Regions from separate parts of the Homo sapiens genome. Here region 1 is linked to region 2. A link is a loop called in an ENCODE intact Hi-C map of the cell type or tissue named here. Cell type or tissue: mesothelial cell of epicardium. All regions are shown on one strand.

The links. Peaks named below come from ENCODE experiments on the same cell type or tissue, not always from the same donor. Only the 100,000 strongest peaks of a DNase experiment are listed, where the experiment ranks them.
Region 1: a loop joins it to region 2, with 18 times the contacts of the local background. A loop is called at or near these places in 1 of 110 quality-filtered maps.

Annotation. Positions count from the first base shown.
Region 1 is chr10:79,228,059-79,232,058 of GRCh38, reverse strand. All of the region lies in intron 7 of ZMIZ1 (zinc finger MIZ-type containing 1), which reads right to left. Among named protein-coding and RNA genes, the nearest start is that of PPIF, 120 kb to the left of the region's middle. RefSeq lists an enhancer at 1,533-1,827. In mesothelial cell of epicardium, no CTCF peak of the experiment used is centred here; a DNase peak (open chromatin) is centred at 1,664.
Region 2 is chr10:78,399,747-78,403,746 of GRCh38, reverse strand. No RefSeq gene overlaps it. Among named protein-coding and RNA genes, the nearest start is that of LINC00595, 130 kb to the right of the region's middle. In mesothelial cell of epicardium, no CTCF peak of the experiment used is centred here; a DNase peak (open chromatin) is centred at 1,702.

The DNA.
Region 1 (4,000 bases), 830 kb before region 2:
AGCTCAAGGTGGCCAACCTCCACTAGATTCTCCAAAAACTGACCCTCCTCCCATCATTCATGGGTCCATTGTTCCTCAAATGATTTCAGCCCAGTGCCTCCACTGGCCACCCAAGAGCCAGCCTCAGTCTCACTGGACTAGCTGCACAGGAGTGGTCAATAGCATTAAAAACACCAGGCATGACCGGGCACGGTGGCTCATGCCTGTAATCCCAGCACTTTGGGAGGCTGAGGCAGGTGGATCACCTGAGGTCAGGAGTTCGAGACCAGCCTGGCCAACTTTGTGGAACCCCATCTCTACTAAAAATTGTATTTTAGCCAGGCGTGGTGGCGTGTGCTTGTAATTCCAGCTACTTGGGAGGCGGAGATAGGAGAATTACTTGAACACGAGAGGCGGAGGTTGCAGTGAGCCAAGATCGTGCCACTGCACTCCAGCATGGGTGACAGAGCGAGACTCCGTCTCAAAACAAAAAAAAACAAAAAACAAACAAACAAAACCCCCCACCAGGCTTCCTAGGCTGGGCATGGTGGCTCACACCTATAATCTTAGCACTTTGGGAGGCCGAGGCGGGCAGATCACCTGAGTTCAGGAGTTCAAGACCAGCTTGGTCAACACAGTGAAACCCCATCTCTACTAAAAATACAAACATTAGCCATGGTGGTGGTTGCCTGCAACCCCAGCTGTTGGGGAGGCTGAGGCAAGAGGATCGCTTGAACCTGGGAGGCAGAGGTTGCAGTGAGCTGAGATCGCGCCATTGCACTCCAGCCTGGATGACAAGAGTGAAACTCCGTTTCAAAACAAAAACAAAAACAATAACTCCAAGCTTCTTGTGGAATCACAAGTGCTGGCAGTTCTGGGTGTGTGTCACGCATGGCCTCAGGTGGCCCCTGTGTAGCAGCTGTCCCCTTGGTGGGGCTGGGCACTCTGGTGCCCCTGATCACTTCTGTATCTTCAGTGAGATGCCATCTTTGTGTCATCTGCCTAGCTGTGTGGACATGTGACTCTGACACAGAGCAAAGGCACCCCAGGAGGAGGCACAGGACCGGAACCCTAAAACCTAGCCTAGCCCGAGCAGGGCATGAGTGCCCTCGGAGGAGGGGTCCACACCCTGGGCCTTGACCCATGGGGCCACCTTGGCACCTGTGCCCTCCTTCTTTAGAGGGGCTGTGTCTTTCTTCTCTTTTGTTTTTCTCCTCCCACAGTTCTCTTTCCATTTGGAGAGGGAGGAGAACTAGGCACAGAGGCCCTGACACTCAAATCTCTCCCTGGAGACCACTGGGCCACCTGCACATCCTCGCGCTTCCACACGGGCGGACAATCAAGCACAGGCACCACCTCCACCGCATCCAGCATGCTTCAGAGTGCTGGCTTCCCGGCTTCCCCAGGGAGCTCAACAGTGAACCACTTTCCCGCCGTCTGTGCAGGGAGGAGTTCCCATTTTCTCTCTTCTGAGACCCTTTTGAACAGACATGGACCCTGCACACAGGCGGGCCCCTCGACTCCCGGCAGACGCTTAATTGGGAGGAAGTGATTCTAAACATCTGGGGCGCACATCTGAGAGTGGGCTCAAGACCACACGGAGCCTGGAGGAAATGGGAATGTATGCAATGATGTCACTTCCTTGGCTGAGGGTCCTCAGGAGGGGGCAGAGCTAAACAACAGCAGGCATTTCTGGGGGCGTGGCCCAGGGCTGGAGCAGGGCAGCAGCCTGTGAGCAGATAGCCGGCCACCTAGAGCAGACGCTGCAGATGACCCTGGCAGAGCCGAGCAGCAGGACCTGTGGTGCACGGAGCAGTGGTCCCAAGGGGAAAGGGGAGAGACAAAGGAAGTGGGGGAGAGAGGGAAAGGAGGAGAAAGGAGACGGGGAGAGTGAAAGAGAGGAAGGAGAAAGGGGGGCGGGGAGAGAGAGAAAGAGCCAAAAGGACAGAGGCAGAGAACTGTTTTGCTCGGCCGGAGCCTCCCAGGGCAACCTACGGAGGAGGGCAGCGTCCCCACACAGGGTGCAACGAGTCAGTTCTGATCCTGGCTCAGTCCCTCCCTAGCTGTGTGACCCTGGGCAAGGGACTTAACCTCTCTGAGCCTCAGTTTCCTCACCTGGGAAAGAAGCACAGGGGATCCCTGTTGCGGGCTGTTGTAAGTCAAGGGGCTCACCTATGTAAACTGATGGCAGATGACTATCCCCTCACCGTCCCAACCCAGTCCAGGTTGGAAACTTCCTGCTGGAAGTGGCTGGTCCCGCCTCTCTGCTTCCCCACCCCACAGTGTGGTTCTGTGTTGTGGGTCTGTTGACACCATCTTTTCCTAAGCATGTCCCTGCCAGGTCTGGGTCTGTGAGCTCCTTTGGGAGTACAGGGTTCCCTAAGTACGGATCACAGAGTCTAAACATAATAGCTACCCATGAGCTTACGTTGAAGGGGTGAATTTAGCTTATCCTGTGCGCTGAGTTTCTGCCGTCATTATAATTATGTGCCTGTTTGAAAGGCAGACTGCTAATGTTTCCCCCCAGTAATTCCTGTTTCCTGCAGAGACAATAGTGTCTCTTCATCCCAAACAGGTGAGACTGGGTCCTCTGGAATTCCCTACAGGAGTCCAGCCCCAGGCAGTGTTTCTCACCTGGCCAGCCTCAACAAGCCAGGAAGCTTTCCTAGGAATATAATGAAGCATCTGTTAATAACTCTTCAAGGAAAGCCGTGGCCAGACTTCCCGAGCTCTGGGTTCTGTGTCTCTCTGGGCTCAGAACAGCACAGGCAGCCGGCAAGGAGGCTCTGCTTCCCTCCAGCCATCTGCCTGGCCACCGCCCTGTCCCCAGTGAGGGGAATTACCACCTTGCAGAGCTTCCACTGCAAAACACAAACACCTGGTTGCCTGGGCCGCACCTTGTCAGGGTGAGGAGATCCAGATGGTCCCTGGAGAGACAGCTGGGTTACCATGGAAACAGAATTGCTGCTGCTCCAGCCAGGAGAGCTGGATTCTAGATCTGTGGGACCCCAAGCTCAGTGGAGAGAGTGATTTGCATACAGTCACATAGCAAGTAGGTCTCAGAGCCTGGACTGTAAAGCAGGACTTCAAAATAATCAGAACTATTACATGCAGAGCCCTCATGAGATGGCAGTTTATGCTACATACTTGGTACCTATCATTTCATGAGAGGCTGGGAGATGAGGCCGGGGATACATATAGCATGGAAGCTGCAGAGCTAAACCAGGCCCACGTCAGCCTGATCTTGAAGCCCAAGCTCAGGTCCCTGTCCTAGGCTACCCCCAATTCTGGTTTCCAGCACTGGGCTCTACATAGCCTGAGACTAGCCCCATACCAGAAGCTAGCTGGCCCTGACTCAGGGAACACTGAAATGGTGGAGGCAAGGAGGGGCTAGGGGCCTGCAGGCAGAGACCCATTTCCAGGGCCTGAACCCTCACCTCCGAGCCCTTGCTCTGCCATGCATGCTGACCTGGGCAGCTCACAGGGGCAAGAGGGCAGGGGTCTGTTGGCCTGAGCCTTCCTCCCTGCCCCTGTGTGCCAGATGGGCCCTGGGAACAGGCAAGAGGCACATTCACAATGAGTCTGATCCCAGGGAAGGAGGAAGAGAAGAAGGCACAACCATGGAGGAGGAGAAGGAGCACCATATTTGGAGTTGGGGCAGGCCCAGGTCCACAACCCTCCTCCCCCAGTCTCTTGATTCTTCCTTCTTCTCTTCAGACTCAAGGGCCCACACATCCATCCACTCAGAGCCATGTCTTCACTCATCCCTTGCCTTGTTATACAAAGGGTTGAGCTACTTTGGACAAGTGAATAAATCTCTTTGAGCGTCAGTTTCCTAATCTATAGAATGGGTTGGATTCTCATGAGGATCATAAAATACCCAGCTGCAATGCATGGCATGAAGCAGTAGCTCAATAAATGGTACTTTAAATGTTACTTTCTCTTCCTCCTACCAATCTTTGAATAATTTTGAGCTGGGCTGCTGGGAAGACTTGGCGAGACAGAAGCCCTCAAGGTTTCC
Region 2 (4,000 bases):
CACAGGAGGGGCTGGCTTTGGCTAGAGAAGGAGAAATCAAGGAAGGATTCTCTACCTTCAAATACAAATTGAAGGGCCTCTTGAAGAACCCATGTAGGACTCCAGGGAGGTAAGGAGGAGAGAGGAGAGGTCCCCCAGGATCAGCAGAGGATGAGAAGCTGTGGCAAGTTTAGCAAATGGCAGGCCATCTGCAGTGTCTGTAAGGTAGAGAGGAGAAAAGTGGGCATGGCCATTTGGAAAGGTGATCAAGAGGAGGAAAGCAGGGGTCTGAAGGTCATGGAAAGGTTTGAACTTTCAACGGAGCCTCTGAATGACTTTACTATGATCAGACTGACCTAGAAAGATCGCTAAGGTTGTGTGATGGAGATAGCCTAGAAGAAGGTGACTCAAGAGGTAGCACAACCGAGTCATTATGATTTTGTTACTTATGGACTAGATTCCAGGCCCTATTTCACACTCTTTGCACTCATTAACCTATTGAACTTCATGCCAACTATATAAATTAGGGACTGCTGTCATCCCCCACCCTCCTTTATTTATTTATTTTTTTGAGACGTAGTTTCACTCTTTTTGCCCAGGCTGGAGTGCAATGGCGCAATCTCAGTCACTGCAACCTCTGCCTCTCAGGTTCAAGCGATTCTCCTGCCTCATCGCCCCGAGTAGCTGGGATTACAGGCACCCGACACCACGCCCAGCTAATTTTTTGTATTTTTAGTAGAGACGGGGTTTCACTATGTTGATCAGGCTGGTCGCAGCACAGAGAAGGTAAGTTTCTTGCCCTAAATCAGAACCCAAAGGAGTGGTCGAGCTGAGAGCTGAGCCAAGGCAGTCTGGCTGCAGGGTTTTCCTGCTCCACCACGTGGCTTGCCCTGCTGTGGCTGTCATCCAGGCAGAGACATGACAGGGTCTTTGCAAAGGGCATCAGAGAGGCAGGGGCCATGCTTCCTGTCCCTGACTGAGTGCCCAGGGGCTGAACTAGAGGCTGGCAGGGAATGACTACATGTGAGCACATGAATAAAGAAGAGGCAAGGCCCAAGCGCCCATTATAAGCCTCTGCATCACTGAGATTCTTAACAGTCTTTTCTTTTTCCTTTTCTTAGACACAGGATGTCAATCTGTCACCCAGGCTAGAATTCACTGCAGCCTCAAACGCCAAGGCTCAAGTGATCCTCCCACTCAGCCTCCCAAGTAGCTGGGATACATGTTTAGTCCTAGCCGATTTTTTAGAAAAAAAATTTTTAGAGTCGGGGTCTTGCTCAGGCTGGTCTCAAATTCCTGGCCTCTAGCGATCCTCCTGCCTCTGCCTCCCAAAGCGTTGAGGTTACAGGAGTGAGCCACTGTGGCTGGCCTAACTTCCTTTTCTTGAAGCAACATGACCAGTAGCTATCTGGCTGCTTGTCTCAGTGGCTGCACCCGCTGTCGACCCAGCTCACCAAGTGCTGGGGGCATTGACTGAGAAATGAGGCACTAGGCCGGCCTGCAGGCTGATGAGCCAGCCTCCGCAGACATGCACAGACAGACCCTGTCTGCCGCAGCATCCCAGAAACCCTGAACAAGGCCCCCTGCCTCATCACCCTCCGTCCACCACCATCCCTTCCTGTCCCCTGCTGAGTGCAGCAACTAAAGCCCCTGCTGAAGCTCGTGTTAGGATTCAGAGCAAGAAGCCCCTGCTGGAAGGCTGCTGGCAGCCAAAGTGAGCTGGGAAGGCGTCGCTTTGGAGCACACAGGGGGCCTGCCAAGAATTTCCTGAAGGGCTGGTGCTGAGAGAAGCAAAACAGATGCTTACTGGGGACAAGTTGCACTTCACAAACAGCTAGCACCATCCCGGTCCTGGGGACACAGGGAGAGGCACTCATTGGCATTGGAACTGGAGGTGCTCAAATTGTCCTTTCGTTAAATCCTCAGTCACTGTCCTGCCTGTCACATGACTCCAGCAAAAGCTCAGCTCTCTCTGGCTTGCTGCTCTCCTGTGTTCTTTCTTGCAAGAAGTGCTGGGGTGGCCTAATGCACCAGGCATTGACCTCCTGATCATCTGCTCTGTGACCCAAGCTTTTGCACACCACCTCGTCCCCCTGCCGCCTGGCATTTAGCTCTCCTAATGAGCAAGGGCATGAAGGAGGTGTAATCAGCCCCATACAGCAGGGCAACAGGTAGGGAAGATGAGAAAGTGAAGTAACTTGGCTCAGCAAATATTCAGTAGAGTCAGGATTTCAAACCCAGATGTTCTGACTCCAAGGCCGGTGCTCTGCCTCCCTCATGCCTTTCTTTTTTTTTCACATTATAACAAGATTATAGTTTATAGTTTGCTAATTTTTTACAAACTGAATATCCCCATTTAACCAACACTTGGATCAAGAAATAAGTACATCACTGCATATGATGTATACATGTGCATCATATATGTATATGTATGTATATGTATGTGATATGTCTACGTATATGATGTAGATGGTCTCCAATATACGATAGTTTGACGTACTGATTATTTTATTTTATGATGGTGAGAAAGTGATACATGGTCAGTAGAAACTGGACTTCAAGAAGGCCTGGCACAATGGTTCACACCTGTAATCCCAGCACTTTGGGAGGCCAAGGTGGATGGATCACTTGAGGTCAGGAGTTCAAGACCAGCCTGGTCAACATGGTGAAGCCCCATCTCTACTAAAAATACAAAAGATTAGCCACGTGTGGTGGTGTGCACCTGTAATCCAAGCTACTCGGGAGGCTGAGGCAAGAGGATCGCTTGAACCCAGGAAGCAGAGGTAGCAGTGAGCCAAGATCGCACAACTGCACTCCATCCTGGGCGACAAAGCGAGACTCCATCTCAAAAACAAAAAAAAAAAGAAAAAAGAAACTGGACTTAAAATACCTATGCAACCATTCTGTTTTTCAGTTTCAGTACAGTATTCAACTACACCTCATGCCTATCTTTCTCATGATACCATTCTGGCCGAAGACCTTACCAAAGGTCAGGCTTCAGGCCAACGGACAAGGAGAAGGACCGCTGCAGAGAAAGGCCCCTGCAAGGAGAAAAGTGAAACAGAGGGCTTGGTGTTGGTAAGCCACGAGTACCCCAGCAGGTCAGAGCTTCCTTCTTGAGGAAAACAGCATGGAGGAGTCATGGAGGAGTAATGGAGGAGGCTAAGAGGTGACTTTTTCATCCTCAACCAGTCACCTGGACTAGTGATCAGAAGCCTGCAAAGCATGGCCAAGCAGAAGGTCTACTGAAAAGCCAGGAGCTTATCACCTCAGTCCTGGGGGCATTTACTGCATGGGCCATTCACCTATTTCTTTGAAGGAAGTTCTGTATCTTCAAGCAACAGAGGCACTAGGAGAGAAGACAGACCTAGATTTTATATCTGAGCTCATGAAGCAGAGTATAGGTATACAAAAATACAAGAGGCAAGTTTCAGAATCTGCTAAAATACATATCCCCAAATCTAACCCTTTTATATTCTTAGATACTCCTGGGCGAGATGCCACCAAGCAGCTTCCACCAGACCTATAGATCTTCCCTGTCATGTCAGTCTGACCCTGGGACCACATTTGGCTCCTGGGATGCTGTCCAAGGTCACCTGCTGGGGACATTGATGGACCAGGCAGGAAGCAGTGTGGCATACAGCAGCAGTGGTGGGAGCTCTTAAGCCAAGGTTCCCTGCGTCTGTTTCTGTGCCCAGCATATTGCAGCCACACAGCAGTGTGAACCTGGCCAAGTGTCTTTGTCTCATGCCTTGCTCCATTCTCCATCTCAAAGATTCCTCTGGGCACTGACATTCAGTGATTCTTATCACACAAGGCCCTGGCCAACCCTGAATCTCCAGAGAGATGTCCAGGGAGGAGACTCTGTAGGCTGAACCCACGGCATCAGCCTGCCAGAGATTGAGGCAGGCTGGTCCAGGGGCTGGCCAGGGTGACACCCATCTTGTCCAGCTGGCCACTTGAGCTGAGACACAGACTCCCCAGGGCCTGAAGGAACCAAGCAGCATGGTCTTGATTTTTT